Linked DNA regions of Mus musculus: region 1 is linked to region 2. The links are chromatin loops, found by intact Hi-C in ENCODE. Cell type or tissue: gastrocnemius. All regions are shown on one strand.

The links. Peaks named below come from ENCODE experiments on the same cell type or tissue, not always from the same donor. Only the 100,000 strongest peaks of a DNase experiment are listed, where the experiment ranks them.
Region 1: it touches region 2 in a loop (3-fold over the local background); 5 of 42 quality-filtered maps call a loop at or near these places.

What each region holds. Positions count from the first base shown.
Region 1 is chr2:52,216,388-52,224,387 of GRCm38, forward strand. Neb (nebulin) reads right to left here. Exons shown (of 157, transcript NM_010889.1): 85 at 6,350-6,661; 86 at 495-698. Among named protein-coding and RNA genes, the nearest start is that of 4930573O16Rik, 71 kb to the right of the region's middle. In gastrocnemius, a CTCF peak has its summit at 3,878; DNase peaks (open chromatin) are centred at 635, 2,833 and 3,882; H3K27ac peaks cover 529 bases.
Region 2 is chr2:52,602,510-52,610,509 of GRCm38, forward strand. The region is part of intron 2 of Cacnb4 (calcium channel, voltage-dependent, beta 4 subunit); the gene reads right to left. Among named protein-coding and RNA genes, the nearest start is that of Cacnb4, 70 kb to the right of the region's middle. In gastrocnemius, CTCF peaks have their summits at 340 (motif pointing left) and 3,031 (motif pointing left); DNase peaks (open chromatin) are centred at 670, 997 and 3,025.

The sequences.
Region 1 (8,000 bases), 390 kb before region 2:
AGTTGATGGTTTATAATCTTACTAGTTTCAGTGAACAACTTGTCACTATTTTGGGGGGGGGTGTCTAATCCAGGGTTATCTTTTCATATTAAGGTGAAGGTTTTTAAAATTTTTTTGCACATAAGTTACTCAAAGTTTGTAAGAAATTATTAGTAGTCTTTATTAATATTTTTGGTCTTGAAGCCGGGTGTGGTGGCGCACGCCTTTAATCCCAGCACTCGGGAGGCAGAGGCAGGCGGATTTCTGAGTTCAAGGCCAGCCTGGTCTATAAAGTGAATTCCAGGACAGCTAGAGCTATACAGAAAAACCCTGTCTCGAAAAACCAAAAAAGAAAATATTTTTGGTCTTGAAAATATTCAAAAACCAAAACTATGCTATCAAAGCTGCTTATATTTATTGATATTTTTCTTAAAGACACATGGTTAAGGTAATTATTCATTATGATTTATAGCTTGAGTTCAATTTTAATACATAGAAAAACACTAGTAACTCACAATGCTAATATTTTCAGCATTTGACTTAGCAAGGACAACTTCGGGTGTGTCCACAATACTTGTGTACTTGAGCTTCACCACGGGGGTCCGGTAGACACTGTCACAGAGGATCTCCTGGGCATTTTTGACTCTCAGGACTTCAGGAGACCCTTCTGGCATCCAGCCAATGCCACGCAGCCACTCCAGGTCAGCCTTGTAGATGGCCTGCAGGAGAAGCCACAGTTATGTAGAAGCAGTGTTATCTCTTTCTGATTGTAACAATAAAATAAGGAAGCCATTTTTCTTATATAGCATTTTATACTTCACAAGCAATAATTAACAAACAAACAAACAAACAAACAACACTTGCCAGACATATCCCACCCCCACACCCATACACAGCAGTGTTTTGTTTCGATGTTCCCTGTGCCAGGGTTCTAGAACGAGGCGCCAAGGCGTATGTGCAGAAGCAGCCCATCGGTTGGGTGTCTGCATGGATGCTTTCTGACTAAAAGCTAGGCGATCATCACACTAGCCAGTGCGGACTTTCAAAGCTGTAATAATGGCTCTCTGCATAACCAGAATGACTTTTTCAAAGTCCTCAGCTCAAATCTGGCACCACTAAATCCCCCTCCTATGGCTCCCACTGGTTTCTGGATCAAAGACTTTCTCATGGACTTTGATCTGGTGCTTGTCACCACCTCCTCTTCGGACCTCCTTCACCCATCCCCTCTGTACTGATCACACAGGCCATCTCCGAGTGTCTCCCTGACTCCTGCCACCATCATAAGCCTGCTAAATCAATACTCCGCCCTAGGAATGTCCCACTTCTCTTTCCATAGTGTTTCAGATCATTCATTCTGAGCCACTCCACTTTCAGGACACTCTTGTTAGCATGCATTTCTGCATCACTGTGAACTCCCTCACCCCAAGAGCCACATCCGGCTGTTGCTTCTCTACTTGCTATCACATCTTTTGTGCTAATACAATGCCTGGTTCTGGCATGTTTAATAAGTATTTTTAGAAGGATAATTAAGAATTCAAAACCAACTGCACAATTTTGGCCTAACTTGACTTTTCTTTATCTAAGATAGTCTCTCTTTTCCAACCGGGATCTGGCATATTCTTGATTATCATGCCACATATAAAAGTAAAGCAGATTAAACTACTCTACTGTTAAAACACCAGCAATTAATATAAAAAGCCACTGGTTAGAAATGGTATTTTAATAACTAGCTATGGGACACAAATGTCAAGTGGGAGTAAGAGACTGAAAATACTAGAAAAATCTCCAAAGGATGGCATCATGCGCTGCAGCATTTACATAAGATGGCTCCTAAGTTCATGGTTCTCTGTCCCATTTTTAAAGAATGTGATTTAAATACATGCCTCAATATACTGATGCAGTTTATTCTAAAACCTGCCTACATCTGCCACTGGCCACTCAAAGTCATTTAAAGCCATACTACCTTTAACACTTCATTCAATATTTAATAAGCATCTTTTGAAGTGTAAGGAAGCCCAATTCAGAAAATTAAAAGAAGACATCCATTCTACACAAGAAATACATAACCTTGCGCTGGAAAGATGGGGCAGTGGTTAAGAGCACTTGGTGTTCTTCGAGAGGACCCAAGTTCAATTCCAGCACCCCCACAGCAGCTAAAAACTGTCTAACTCTAGTCCCAGTACCTCCGTGGACACCAGGCACACACATGGTGTACAGATATATATGCAGATAAAACACCCATAGACATAAAATGAATAAGTAATTAATTTAAAAAAGAAACATATAACCGTATAGGAGCTATCATTTTAGAAAAATTGACCTGGCATATGAGTAAATCTAAAAATGTTTTGGCTAAGGTAAACACTGATGTCAAGAACATCTAGTTCAAGGGAACAGGTGAGTTCAGAGCACGCCCCAGTCTTTGAAATTAATCACAAGGAAGGCATCTCTATTGTTCTTCAGTATACAGCTGAAGGGCTATGGCTAGTCTTTCATTGAACAAACCATAAATGTTAAACACCTCAGCAAATCTAAACATTCTAGTAGCCCCTTAGCAGTGAATATTAGAACCTCCCGAACAAATCTTGCCACAGCACAGTCAATCAGTAACTCTGGCAAAATAGTAAAGGGGTGTGCTTACATGGGGAGCGTTAGGCTTCCTAGAGCATTGGGGGTGTCAGCACGCCAAGCCACAGAAGGCTTTCTTCCTGGGGGACACTTACATCACTCTGTAGGTCGTAGGCCTTCCTGGCTTGGATCACATCATTCTGGTCAGGAAAGCAAGACCACTGGTGCAGGTACTGCCGATAGTCCACGTTGCTTGCCAGCGCCTGGCCCTCCTTGGCGGCGTTGATGGACACCATGTCCACTGGGATGGAGATCTTGGCCTTGTGATCGTTGTAAGCTTTTTTGTACAGCCTGTCATTTTGCATCTTCAACACGTTTGCTGCCCAAACCAGTTTCGGGTCTTCCTTGGCACTGGGACAGCCAATGTAATGGCCTTTCTGCTTCTCATAAGCAGTCTTGTACAGGTACTGAGAAATGTGGGCACAAGAAGGAAGATCAGGTTTCCCACACTTGGTTTCCTACACACAGTAGTTTTCCACTGACAACAATCCTGCCTCCCTTGGGTCACCTTTATTTTAGACACGATTTTTTCCCCCTAAGTTTACACTGTAATTTTTTTTCATTGTTTGTTATATCAATTTGCTTCCTAAGAGCACATGTCTGGAAACACTGTGGGCACCTGGAAGATAAGATCTGTCTCCTGGACATCTCTCCTCTCAAGCCTCACCAGCATCCCCCAGGGTCCAGTCACTGCTAGCTACTTTCCAATGTTTTGTCATAAACAACCACAGCCCTGTCACTTCAAATGAAATTAATTGCTTAAAGTTATTTTCAAATTGTAAACTTATTTTTTAAAATGTCTAAAATGACTTTTAAATATATAACATAGAGGATAATCAGCTTATCTATTCTGGTAAAATAAATTTCAGTATTAAAAATACCACCCCCCCTCCAAACTTTCCCTGTACTGCCTCAAATTATTCACAAATAGTATATGTGTCACACTTCAGGGTAATAAAATTTTCTATATTCATTAACCCAACAAATGTGTGTTCTTCAAAGCACTGAACAAGTTGTTCTGGAATTTGGAATTTTAAAATAATATGCTAAGAAAAAATTACTGTCATTCTAATGTAATCTCTGAGAAATTAAGTCAAACTCCCTATGTGTCTACAATTCAGTGTGTTGAACCTGGACAAGAAAGTGCTCTTACGTCACTGGCAATATCCCGAGAAGCCTTGGCGTGCTGGATCCCAATGGCATCTGCACGGATGTCATAACCTGTCATCTTGACATCTTCCCAAGCCTTCTGATAGTGTTTCTGCAAATGGGGATTGCAATTCGACAGTCAGTCTGAAGAGGGAGGTGTCGAGTCGGCATTACTGATCAAGAATAGCTATTAGCAGGAAGCGGCATTTTATACTGACAATAAAACCCTACATTACAGGTTGCAGAAAATGAACTGCTGCTACTAGTCCTACTGTTCATAAATCTCCTTAAGGTTTATAGGACAGACAAGCTTCACACTGAATTTGATTTCACATGCATTTTCAATGATTCGTACTAAAGAAATCTCCAATAATTTTTTTGTGACAGAAATTTCAGAGACAGTAAATAAAATAAAATAAAAATCATAAAACTTTACATTTGTTGGCATCTAAAGGGGGAAAAAAACAATGCTAGTTCACTGAAAGGGAAAGCCAAGTATTACACTACTATACCTTTAGGCTAGATTTTGTTTTTGTTGTGAGAAACCATTGCCTTTTTTTTTAACAAGGTCTTTCCAACAAGGATATGTGTCTACACTATAAAAAGTGGAGAGAGACATACTAACTTCTTGTGTCTTAAAAACTGGAAATAAGAGGGCCATGCTTTCTGCCTAACTTTTGTTGGATACATGGGAAGGAAAGGTTTGGTAGACGGAGCTCTGTGAACCAAATCCTACAGAGTCAGTCTTACATTGCTAATCTGGATGGCATTCAGTTTGGACTGCAACATCACAGGTATGTCAGCGGGCACGTTCACATTAGCCTTCTCTTTGTCCCAGGCGTCACGATACAATGGCTGGTAAATGTGGAGAGTAACAGAAAGGCAGATTAGAAAGTCACTAACCACAGGAGTTGTGTGGAAAATTAAAAGTTACTGCTGGCTGTTACTGTTGGAGATACACACACACACACACACACACACACACACACACGCATATAGTATTTTTTATTTACAAATACCAAATAGCTTCATAAATAATTCATATATAATACAACATAAATTTAAATATGGTAATAAAAATTTTTGTCCAATTACTACATATAGTCATGTGACTCTTAAGTCTATATTATAGAAATTCTGATAACATACAGTACCAATTAGAACTTTGCCTTCTTAGCCAAAATAACTGTCATGATGTCTAAAGATGGGACTGCCCTGGAACTTCTCAGCCTATGTCATGATTAAATAGCCACAAATAGGTGACAATTTTATGATTAAAGTATTAAGCCGCATTTCAGTTTGCATCTTCAAATGCAATTAAAATGTGTGTCAGACTCTGGACCCAGTTGTCTTGACAGAGATGGTAAACTGACTGTGAACATCTGGACTCAGCTGTTCCCCAGATCTCACTTCCCATAGACTGGCAAATTTGAAGTTCACAAACCGAACTCCCCTTGACTGAGCTTCGTCTTGGGAACATAACCGCACCAGCTTACCTCACTGATTTGCAGAGCGTTGGTCTTCGCCAGGATCACCTCTGGAGTGTCGACGATGCTGGTGAATTTGTAGGCCTCGGGCCTTATTCGGTACAACCTTTCATTCAAAAGATTCTGAGCATTCTTCACTCTCATCACTTCCACGGAACCCTCCGTCAACCATCCGATACCCTTCATCCATTCCAGGTCTGACTTGTACACATTCTGTAGGGAGGAGAGAAACACACAGTAGGAAGACGCAGGTTAGCCAAGAGAACTTGACATTGGAAGACGTAAGCCCTGCTTACGTCAGCCAGACATCATTTAGATTAAACTTGAATCTTTGCATGTTACGTCTCTGCCACCTGTCCTTAGATCTCCTGAGGGAACTAGAGCATAGCTCCTAAGTGGCACTTGGTGGGATGAGGGACAGCAATGGGTAGAAGGACAGATGGCACTGGCATACAGTTTTGCTTTTGTACTAAATTGAGATTTTGTGCTTAGTACTTGAAGTGTCTTTCATGAGCCACCAAGAACAACAGATGTAGCAATATTAGGGAAGGAGCCCTTTAGATGGATGGACAGTAAGAAAATATCTCGATATTATTTTCTATACATGTCACCTGAATTAAACTAATATTTCTGTATGCTTTTGTCTGTTCCTGTAATGTAGATATCAGATCACGCAAAGGTCAGAATAGGAGGACTGAAACTTTCTATTTAATTACAGAGAATATGATTGAATTTTTTGTTGTTGTTGTTTTTTCAAGACAGGGTTTCTCTGTGTAGCCTTGGCTGTCCTGGAACTCACTCTGTAGACTAGGCTGGCCTCGAACTCAGAAATTCACCTGCCTCTGCCTCCCAAGTGCTGGGATCAAAGGCATGTGCCACCACGCCCAGCTAAGATTGATTTCTTTAAAAAAAAAATGTTGGTGAATAGGATTCTGCCATCATCAACAAGAATCCTTCACAAGATAGAAATGTTGGGATGGCTTCTATCATTACCATGGGCTGTGCAGAATGCCTTAGGTCGTATTGCTGCTCGATTGGTGCCTCTGGAGCACACACTACGACTAAATGCACACATTCCATCTCCCTGGAGGCTCACACACACTCACATCGCTCTGCAGCTCGTAGGCTTTCTTAGCCTGGATCACATCGTTCTGATCCGGCAGGCACGTCCACTGGTGCAGGTAATTGCGATAATCAACGTCGCTGACCAGGACTTGGCATTTCTTGGCTTGAACAATTGACATCATATCCAAGGGTGTGTTGTAAATGCCTTTCGACTTCTCATAGGCTTTCTTGTATTCTCTGTCACTCTGGATCTTAGCAGCATGTATAGACCATACCAACTTGGGGTCATCTTGCAGGCTGCGGAAACCCACGTGGTGGCCCAGCTGCTTTCTGTAACCTTCTTTGTATTTGTACTAAAGTTGTGGTTGAAAAAAAAAAAACAACAGAGAAAAAGACAAATAATATATTTATATTTTTCTTTAAGTGATTTCAGAATCTTAATTTTAATGCAAATTGGCTCAACACTGGAAGTCATTATATATTTCAGTTTAAAAGAAATCAGGACTGTTTTAGGCAGATGAATAAGTCAGGAAGAAAACATTATGGTGAATTGAAATAATGTAAAAAAGAAACCCTAACATTTCTGAGCAAATACTGTTTGCCAGACCTACCATGAGAGCTTCAGACATGTGAGGTTTATCCATACCAAACGGATGAGTTCTTTACATTAAAAAATAAACAGCACCAATTATAATTACAATTCATTCTCCTAGTGTTATTGCGACATAGATCCTACGATATTCAATAATTCAAAAGAAAGAGAGTACAGTGGAGGTAATGAGGTTGCTGCGCAGGTAGAGGGTTCAGTCAGACAGACCCCCAGGGTGCTGAGGAGACCTCAGGTAGGGAAGAGTCGTGGGCATGATTTTAAAGATGGGAAGAAATGTATACATTTTTCATAAAGCAAGATCACTGGTTTCAAGCAGGAGATGTCTGTGGACAAGAGCTTTCACCTGATAAGCTCTGGAGGGAGATGGTGCCCTTTTCTTTCTTCTGTCTAGACAACTTGGAAATATTTGGGTCAAAGGGAGAAAACTGGGATTAAGGTGTGGGTACTGGTGGCTAAGAGGTGAAATAGAGGAGGAGGAAGCTCTATGTGAGCAGATAAGGTATAGAGGGACTAGAGGAAGGAAGAAGGAGTGCTTTGTTGTTGTTTTGGTTAGTTGGTCGGTTTTTTGAGACAGGGTTTCTTTGTGTATCCCTGGTTGCCCTGGAACTCACTCTGTAGACCAGGTTAGCCTTGAACTCAGAAATCTGCCTGCCTCTGCCTTCTGAGTACTGGGATTAAAGAAACATGCCAGCATGCCCAGCTTAAGGAAGGAGTGTTTAAAAGTTGGAGCTGGGAGCATGGGACAGTTTAGAGGATAATTACGTTACTGCTAGTGAATTTTAAAAGGCAAGAAGTAAACTTGAAGACATTGCTGAGATATTATACATAAGCCTCTAGCATAAAATATTTGATATAAAATATGATTTCAAGTCTTAAGCAGTGTACAGAATGGTCATCACTTATACTGTGAAGAATGCCAGAAATATTTGGGGGGATGAAATGATATTGTATTGGTTCCTGAATTTTCATCCAAAATTCTAAAAGTGCTTTTATGATATTTTGTTGTTGCCGATAAACAATGCAGAAATTATATCTATACTTACTCTAACTATAACGTTTTTACCCCTTTTAATATTTCCAAG
Region 2 (8,000 bases):
CAGCAGAGTTACAACATTTCTCATACACTGACAGCTATTGAGCAAAAGCCTACCCAAGAGTGGATGCTCCCATTTTGAAGGATCCTCTGAAGTGACTGAGATGCTGTGACTCCACAGATGATGACATTTGACAGACGAGTTTACCACTGACCTTCTAAAAACATCTCAAAACTAAAATAAAAAAATGATAAGTTGGGATTTATCCAAAGAAATTACGGGGCTGGCGAGATGGCTCAGTGGTTAAGAGCGCTGACTGCTCTTCCGAAGGTCCTGAGTTCAAATCCCAGCAGCCACATGGTGGCTCACAACCATCCATAACGAAATCCGATGCCCTCTTCTGGAGTATCTGAGAACAGCTACAGTGTACTTACATATAATAAATAAATAAATCTAAAATAAAAAATAAAAGAAAATATGGAGTGAAAGTGTGATCAAGTCAGAACCACAGAGAACTATAGCAAAGCGTGTAAATGAGGAAACAGAAGATGCAGTAAGAAGGGCTGGAACCCAACCAAGGCACAGGAGTATCCCAGAAGCCACGGTAAGGAGCGTTCTCAGAAAGACAAGATGCTTCTGATCGGAACACTCTATGAAGTCGGAATTTGGCAGACAGTCACGAAGACTTTTCAGAGAGCATCTTGGTGTGGGGTAACAGGCGAGAAGCCAACTGTTTTTGTCTGAGAAGTGAACTGGACATAAGAGAGCAAAGTGGACAAACTCTTCATCTTCCATGAGCTCTGACCGTGGAGGAAGGCAGTGCTGTTCAGTAGTTTGTGAAGGGCACTGTGGGCAGTTGATGGGAGGTTGTTCTGATTTCTGGCTATGGTCTAGGTCGCAGATGACACAAGCAGAAGACCATAGCTAGTGTTGACAGTTAACACAGAACAAGGCTGGTGGCGGGGCTAAAATTTAAGCATACCTAGAAGAGGACACCCTCGAAAGGAAAGCCAAGGATTACGTCATCTAAAACAGTGGAGGTAAAACCTGAATGTGAAGGAGACAGGCTCTTACAATGGCAAACATTTAAGTGGGGCTGGCTTACACTGGCAGAGGTCCAGTCCATTATCAGCGTGGGGAAGCATGGCATCATGCGGGCAGACTTGGTGCTGGAGGAGGAGCTAAGAATTGTACGTCTTACACCAAAGGCAGACAGGAGACTGTAGCCGGGAGGAGGCTCTCTATACTGGCTGGAGCTTAAGCACTAGCAAACCTCAAAGCCCACAACTGTACTCACTGCACTCCAAGTGATTATAGTGAGGAATTCAGTGCTGTTTTGAAGTTGCTTGAGCTTCTGCTTTTTGACAATGTGCTTAGAAAAGTTGAAGACGTTCAACAAAACCAAAACTAAAGTTTGTCTGCACAAAGTGTGTGTATGTGTATATATATACATATATATACATATATGTATGTATATACATATATGTATATATATATGGAGAGAGAGGGGGGAGGGAGAGAGAGAGGAGAGAGAGAGAGAGAGAACAGACCACTATGGGGATGGCAGTACAAAGTTCATATTAATGCCAAGAGTTAACTTCAAATAGCTTTTTGGAGAATTAAATTTTAACTCAAAAAATTGAAAGTGTAAACATTACCAGAAAGCCAGGCAGATAAGGTTTAACCCTGTAGCTAAGACCTATCTGTGTCCTAGAGGTACATACAGCTGTTTATCACAGCAGTGGCTGATATTCACAAAGATGTACAATGAACAACGAAGAAAGTCGATATGTCTAGTTGGGAAGCAATGTTTTACCCTTTCTGTTTCTTCCGTAACTAAGCAGCTTCCGTAAAGCTTTTACACAGAGAGCACTGTGGCTTGCTATTAGATTGCCCCCAAAATAGTATTAAAAGACTATATAGTACTTTAGCTTTGCTTGTTTACTTAGCACGCTAGCTAACTAGGACACAAACAGAACACTGCATCTTTCCCCTTAAGCACGTCATCATACGACTGTGTCAGTATTGCATACATCATTCATTCGAGGCTTGCAAAACTAGCTAGCTGAAACCCAGTGCTAACTTGTCATTCGGGCTAAGCTACTTACAACCAACCGAGGCTACCCTGTTAGACCGGTAAATTCTGTTTCTCTCCTAACCTCACCCTATCTCACAAACCTCCATTTTGATTTGCATAAATAAGTCTGATGACTTTTCTGGAGACAGGAAGCTTTATCCAAAAGACTTAATCATGGGCTAGAGAGATGGGTCGGTGGGTAAAATTCGGATCCCCAGCACCCATTTAAAAGCCAGGCCCAGCGGTAAGCACCTGTAACCACAGTGGTGCAGAGGTTGGAGGTCGAGAGATGAAGACAGGCAGGCAGGTCTTCCAAGCTTACTGGCCAGCTAATCTAGTCGAAACGGTGAGGAGCAGGTTCAATGAGAGATCCTGCCTCAAATGAAGAAGGAGGGGGTGACAAGGAGGAGAAGGGAAGGAGGGAGAAGAGGAAAAGCAATTGACAAAAATACCAGCATCAACCTCCCACCTCTACACGGGTGTTCGCACCTACACACATGTGGACACACATACATACACACTTGTACACACACAAATACATCACCCACCAAAAAACTGTATATTTGTCTTTTACACCATAGCATGCTGAGACCCTGGAAATAAAGAATGAAGGATAATTAGGGAGACAGAGGTTTCTTCCAAATCCTTTCAGATGTCTACTTTCACTTACTGTATGCGAGGTATGACCACAGTGTTGGGTTAACTGCTCATCTACAGCATGTATTGCCAGCCTACTCTGTCCTACACAGAATAGAAAGAAAAAGATTGCCCAGGAGATGGCTCTAAAAATGAGTGGTCCCTCCTGGGTCAGATAACACTAAAAAGGAAGGAACCATCATGTTTGAAATACTCTGTGAGTTGCCCAAAATATTTCATTATCACGACTCACAAGAACTGTTTGTTTAAAAAAAGGGAAAGAAGCTCCAATGTGAGTCAAATGTGAAGGCCACCAACTCTGTAGTGACAGAAATTGGATGCACAGCACCTCACTTTTAAAGGAATGGTGCCCCCGTGTGGCTTTGAACAGAATTTCAGAACACATTCAGCCTTGACTCCAGGTCCCTCTCTGAAAAAAATAATAATAAATGGATTTGTGTGTGTGCATTTGCTTTTTGTTTCTGTGCGTATTAAAAGGCGGTTGTACATGTGTTTAAGTATGTGAAGAGTTGGCAAACTGCAAGAAGACTTGCTCCTGACACACGACCCATTGTCGCTATGCGTACTAGTGGACACCTCTGAATGAGACAGGGCCATCACACAACACGTTCATGTTCATAAGAACTTCCTTCGGTTATCACAGTCATTCTCAACCTGTGGGTCCTGACAATCCACATAACTGTAGCAAAATCTCAGATATGAAGTAGCAACAAAGATCATCTTAAGGCTAGGAGTCACCACAAAATAAAGGGAGGCCCCCAGGAAGGCTGAGAACCACTGGGCTAGCCAATGGGAATTTCTACAGCTGGGCTATTGTCTGCACAGGTATTAACACTGCCCTTTTTCACTGCAGAAAGACCCTGCTCCAGCCCCCTACAGATGCAGGCTTTCTAAGGCACTGGCTCTTACCAACACTGGTCAGCTCTTCTCTCTGAGTCCTCAGAGTTCTCTCTTCACTGGAAAAAGCTATCGCCTGGTCTGACTTCTGCCTCCAGCTAGTGTTTCATTTCTCCATTCCCCGTTGCTGATATTGACTGATGCCAACTTCGGTCTTTCCGCTTTCAACTTCTGCTCACTACCCCCTACAACCTAAGGCTTAGGAAACACCACAGAAGAGGAGGCAGAAAAATTATAAGAGGACTGGGATATCTGCTAAGAAATAAGTTTCTCTATATGTGACGAGGAAGTTGCACTCATGAAATAACAATATAGTCACCTAAGCAAGACCTGCACAATGACAACACAAGTTGACATCACAACATTAATGGGGTAAATCTCACAAGTCCCCACCCCTAGATGAAGAGCGCAGACAATTAATAACGGCTGCTAAAAGAGGAAGAATCGGTCTTCTTCAGGGATGAGCCTTGTGATGGTTTGTATATGCTCCTCCCAGGGAGTGGCACTATTAGGAGGTGTGGCCCTGCTGGAGTAGGTGTGTCACTGTGTGGTGTGGGCTTAAGATCTTCACCCAAGATGCCTGGAAGTCAGTTTTCTGCTAGCAGCCTTCAGAGGAAGATGCAGAACTCTCAGCTCCTTTAGACCCACATCTGCCTGCCTGCCTGTCTGGATGCTGCCCAGCTCCCACCTGGATGATAAAGGACTGAACCTCTGAACCTGTAAACCAGCTCCATTTAAATGTTGCCCTTATAAGAGTTGCTTTGGTCATGGTGTCTGTTCACAGCAGTAAAACCCTAACTAAGACAAGCCCCTTAGAGGTTACCTAATCCCAGGTGGTCAGCCCTAAACACATACACATACAGCAACACTAAATGAACTCAGCAGGTTGTGTTTATGTTTGTATGTGTGCAAAAATAATAAAGAAAACAAGAACATGAATTTAGGAAGTAGGAGGACAGGGAAGAAGACAGAGGAGAGTAGAAATGATGTGAATACAGTATTTTCATAAATGAGATTCTCAAAAAGTTAATGTTAAAAAAGTAGTTTTAAAAAAAATTCCCCAGTGATGATACATGCCTTTAATCTGAGCAGTTTGGAAGGACAGGCAGGGAGATCTCTGTAGGTTTGAGGCCAACCTGATCTACAGAGCAAGTTCCAAGACACCCAGGGTTACATAGAGAAACTCTGTCTCAGATAATAGTAATACTAATACTGTAGGAAGGAACCAAACTGAAGCCATTTTGAATAAAACCTCCATTTTGAACAGGTGTCAAACAAAGCTTAAGTTCCCAAGACCTCCATGAATGGCAGGTTGACACATGAATATTGGGTAAGTTGCCCCCCTCCCCAACAGTTAAACAAAGCAACTAATGCGATCAAATAAGTATAATACAAAGAAATGTTCCTAGGATAGTCCCCTGCCCCTGAATTCTGGTTGATGGAGACATGTAACTGCAACTTAGCATAGGTGTTTATGGTTTTCAGGTTTAAAAGCTCTGTAACATTCTAGCAGGTATAAGGGGGGTGGGTGGGTCTCAGGTTAGCTCCTGAGTTTGTTCCATGACCCTGATCAAACAGAAGTAGACTGATTATAATAAATTTTTGTCATCTGCATTGACTTAGTATTTGAATAATGTTAGATGCATATTAATAATACTACTAATAAATAATTACTAATAGAGTAATTAAAATAAAATATTTTTTAATCACTGTTGACTCTCTAGCTTCACCCACTGGCAGCATGTGGTACAATTTCCTTTTCCTGAAAATGCTTTCCCTTTGGCCTCCAGGTTCCTCTTCATCCTTTTCTGGCATCCCTTAGTCTCCTTCACTGGGTCTTTGCCTCCCCTGTCTCTAAACCTAAGTGGTTCTCTGTGCAAAATGGGTACTATACTTACCCAGAGAGTGGTGCCATGGCCCACTCCCAAGGGGTCCAGCTTTAATCTCCTCGAGAGAGGCCCGGGCATGCATGGGGTAGCACACTGCTTTGCATTGCAATTATGACCTTGGGTGAGGATGGCTGCCCTGCATGCTGAGCTGCCCCACCCTCAGTTCTCTATCCATCTATACTCAGTCTCCGGGGAGACAGAATCCAGTCCTGCTGCTTATAGTTTCTTTTACAAAATGGAAAGACTGAATCAAGAGGAGGGGTGGGGAGAATGATTGACAGGAGAGAGAAAGCAGGTGATGGGGCTTTGTTAGCGTCACTGCTGTGGGCATCCAGGGCTCAGTACTGCTTGCTCTCCAGAAAAGCTCATTGAGCACGCATCCACAGAGCCTTGGGCATTTTCCAATTGTTTCCTTTCCTACTGGGGAGATGTTTCCCTGGATGGTTAACTCTCTTATGTAGCTTGTAAGGTCCAGAGGAGCCCTGATAGAAGAGAGAAAAAGATGTATGCCCTTGCTGTGAGTCTGAGCTTGTAGCTGCCTGCCAGAGACAGCTACGGCACATACCAAGGGTACAACAACTGACACCAGAGGTATGTGCCACATCTGAGGTCTGCAAAACACAAAGTAGCATCCACCCCCTGCAGTTTCCCATTGCAAACTTCCAATCTCCCTAGTCACCCCTGCCTAAAAATAATAAAAGAAAATTCAGAAATATATAAATAATATATTTAAACACCTTTCTGAGTAGTGATAAAATCTCTTCTGCTCCACCCTGCCCTGAAAAAAGTCCTTCCTCTAGACAGCGTATCCACTCCCTAAGTGCCACCGACCCATTAGTCATGTAGTAGCTATCCATGTAGAGTGGAATGTTATAGTGTAACAGTTGCTATGTTGGAGAAATCTACTTAATAAGAATGATCCTAACACACAAGAGTTGTGACTTTGGTGACTTTATTCTAGTACATTATACATATCCAATTGTATCACCAGTTATTATTGTTAGTTCATTAAAACTAATTTATAATAATATAATAATTAAATATTATAGCTATCTATGCCTAAGAAAAGCATGGTCTGTATGATATATATATATATATATAGATACATACACATACATACATATACATATAGACATAATGGTAGTTTGTATATGCTCAGCCCAGGGAGTGGCACTATTAGGAAGTGTGGCTCTGTTGGAGTAAGTGTGTCACTATGGGTGTGGGCTTTAAGACCCTCATCCTAGATGCCTGGAAGTCAGTATTCTGCTAGCAGCCTTCAGATGAAGATGTAGAACTCTCAGCTTCTCCTGCACCATGCCTGCCTGGATGCTATCCTGCTCCCACCTTGATAATGATGGAGTGAACCTCTGGACCTGTAAGCCAGCCCCAATTAAATGTTGTCCTTATAAGAGTTGCCTTGGTCATGATGTCTGTTCACAATAGTAAAACCCTAACTAACAAATATATATAATTAAAAAAAAAAACTGTGTAAACCTTGATTGCTCCTTGCCACCTCTACTATGTGGCTGAGACATTACTATCTGCACCTGAATCACAAGGGCAGCCTCCTGACTGCTCACCCCACTCCCACCCTCCCTTTGACCCTTGAGGACACTCTCAGTTCAGCAGCCAGGGTGGTCTTTTTAAAACAAAAGAGAACAAATCCCACAAAGGCTTCCTACCTCACCCCACACCAGTTCATGACATGACTCAGCCCTGTCCCTTTCCCCTCTCCTTTGTGCCAGGGCTGCTGCTGTAGAACCTATTCTGATTGCAACAACAACAACACCCTGCTCTGCCTCCCTTCCTCGGGGTCTACAATGCAATGGTGTCTTTCCTCCAATGTGGTTTAAAATAGACCATCACCTCTAACATGGAGTGTGCATTTCTGACTGAGCTTATTTTTCAAATCCCACAAAGTCATGAATTTCCCGTTAATCCCCAGTATTTTGACTAGATTTTTTTTTGGCATATAATAGCCACTCATTAAATAGGAGTTGTGAATGAATGAGTGGCAAAAAAAAAATGAATGAGAAGACTAACATTTATCATATTCTACATACCAGTTATTACTAAGCACTTACACGTGTTAATTGATTTAAGCCTCAAAACCAGCTTAGAAGCTGAGTTCTTTATTCCCTTGTTACATATGAAAAGATACATAAAGAAAATAATCGATCAAATTGTCAACCTTATACAGTTCTTAAGTAGACATTAAAGTCTGAACATAACATACCCTGTAGCACAGACGCTCAACCACAGAAAACTCCAAGTATCACTAACAGCCTTTAAGATAAACCACACCTCCAATCTCCTGAGAGACTTTGCTGCTCCAATATAGATGAACTCGTGGTGCCTTGTGATTTGGCTGCCACAGGGGGACCAGAGACGAGTGTCACAAAGAGAAATCATCAAAGGTGTGGCAGTCATCTGACTGGCAGATGTACCCATGCCACAGCTAACAGTTACCCAGCATTCCCACTGTCCAGCACAGTTACCAACCCTGAGACCTGGGTGAGGAATACGTCAGACAAAGCTGCATC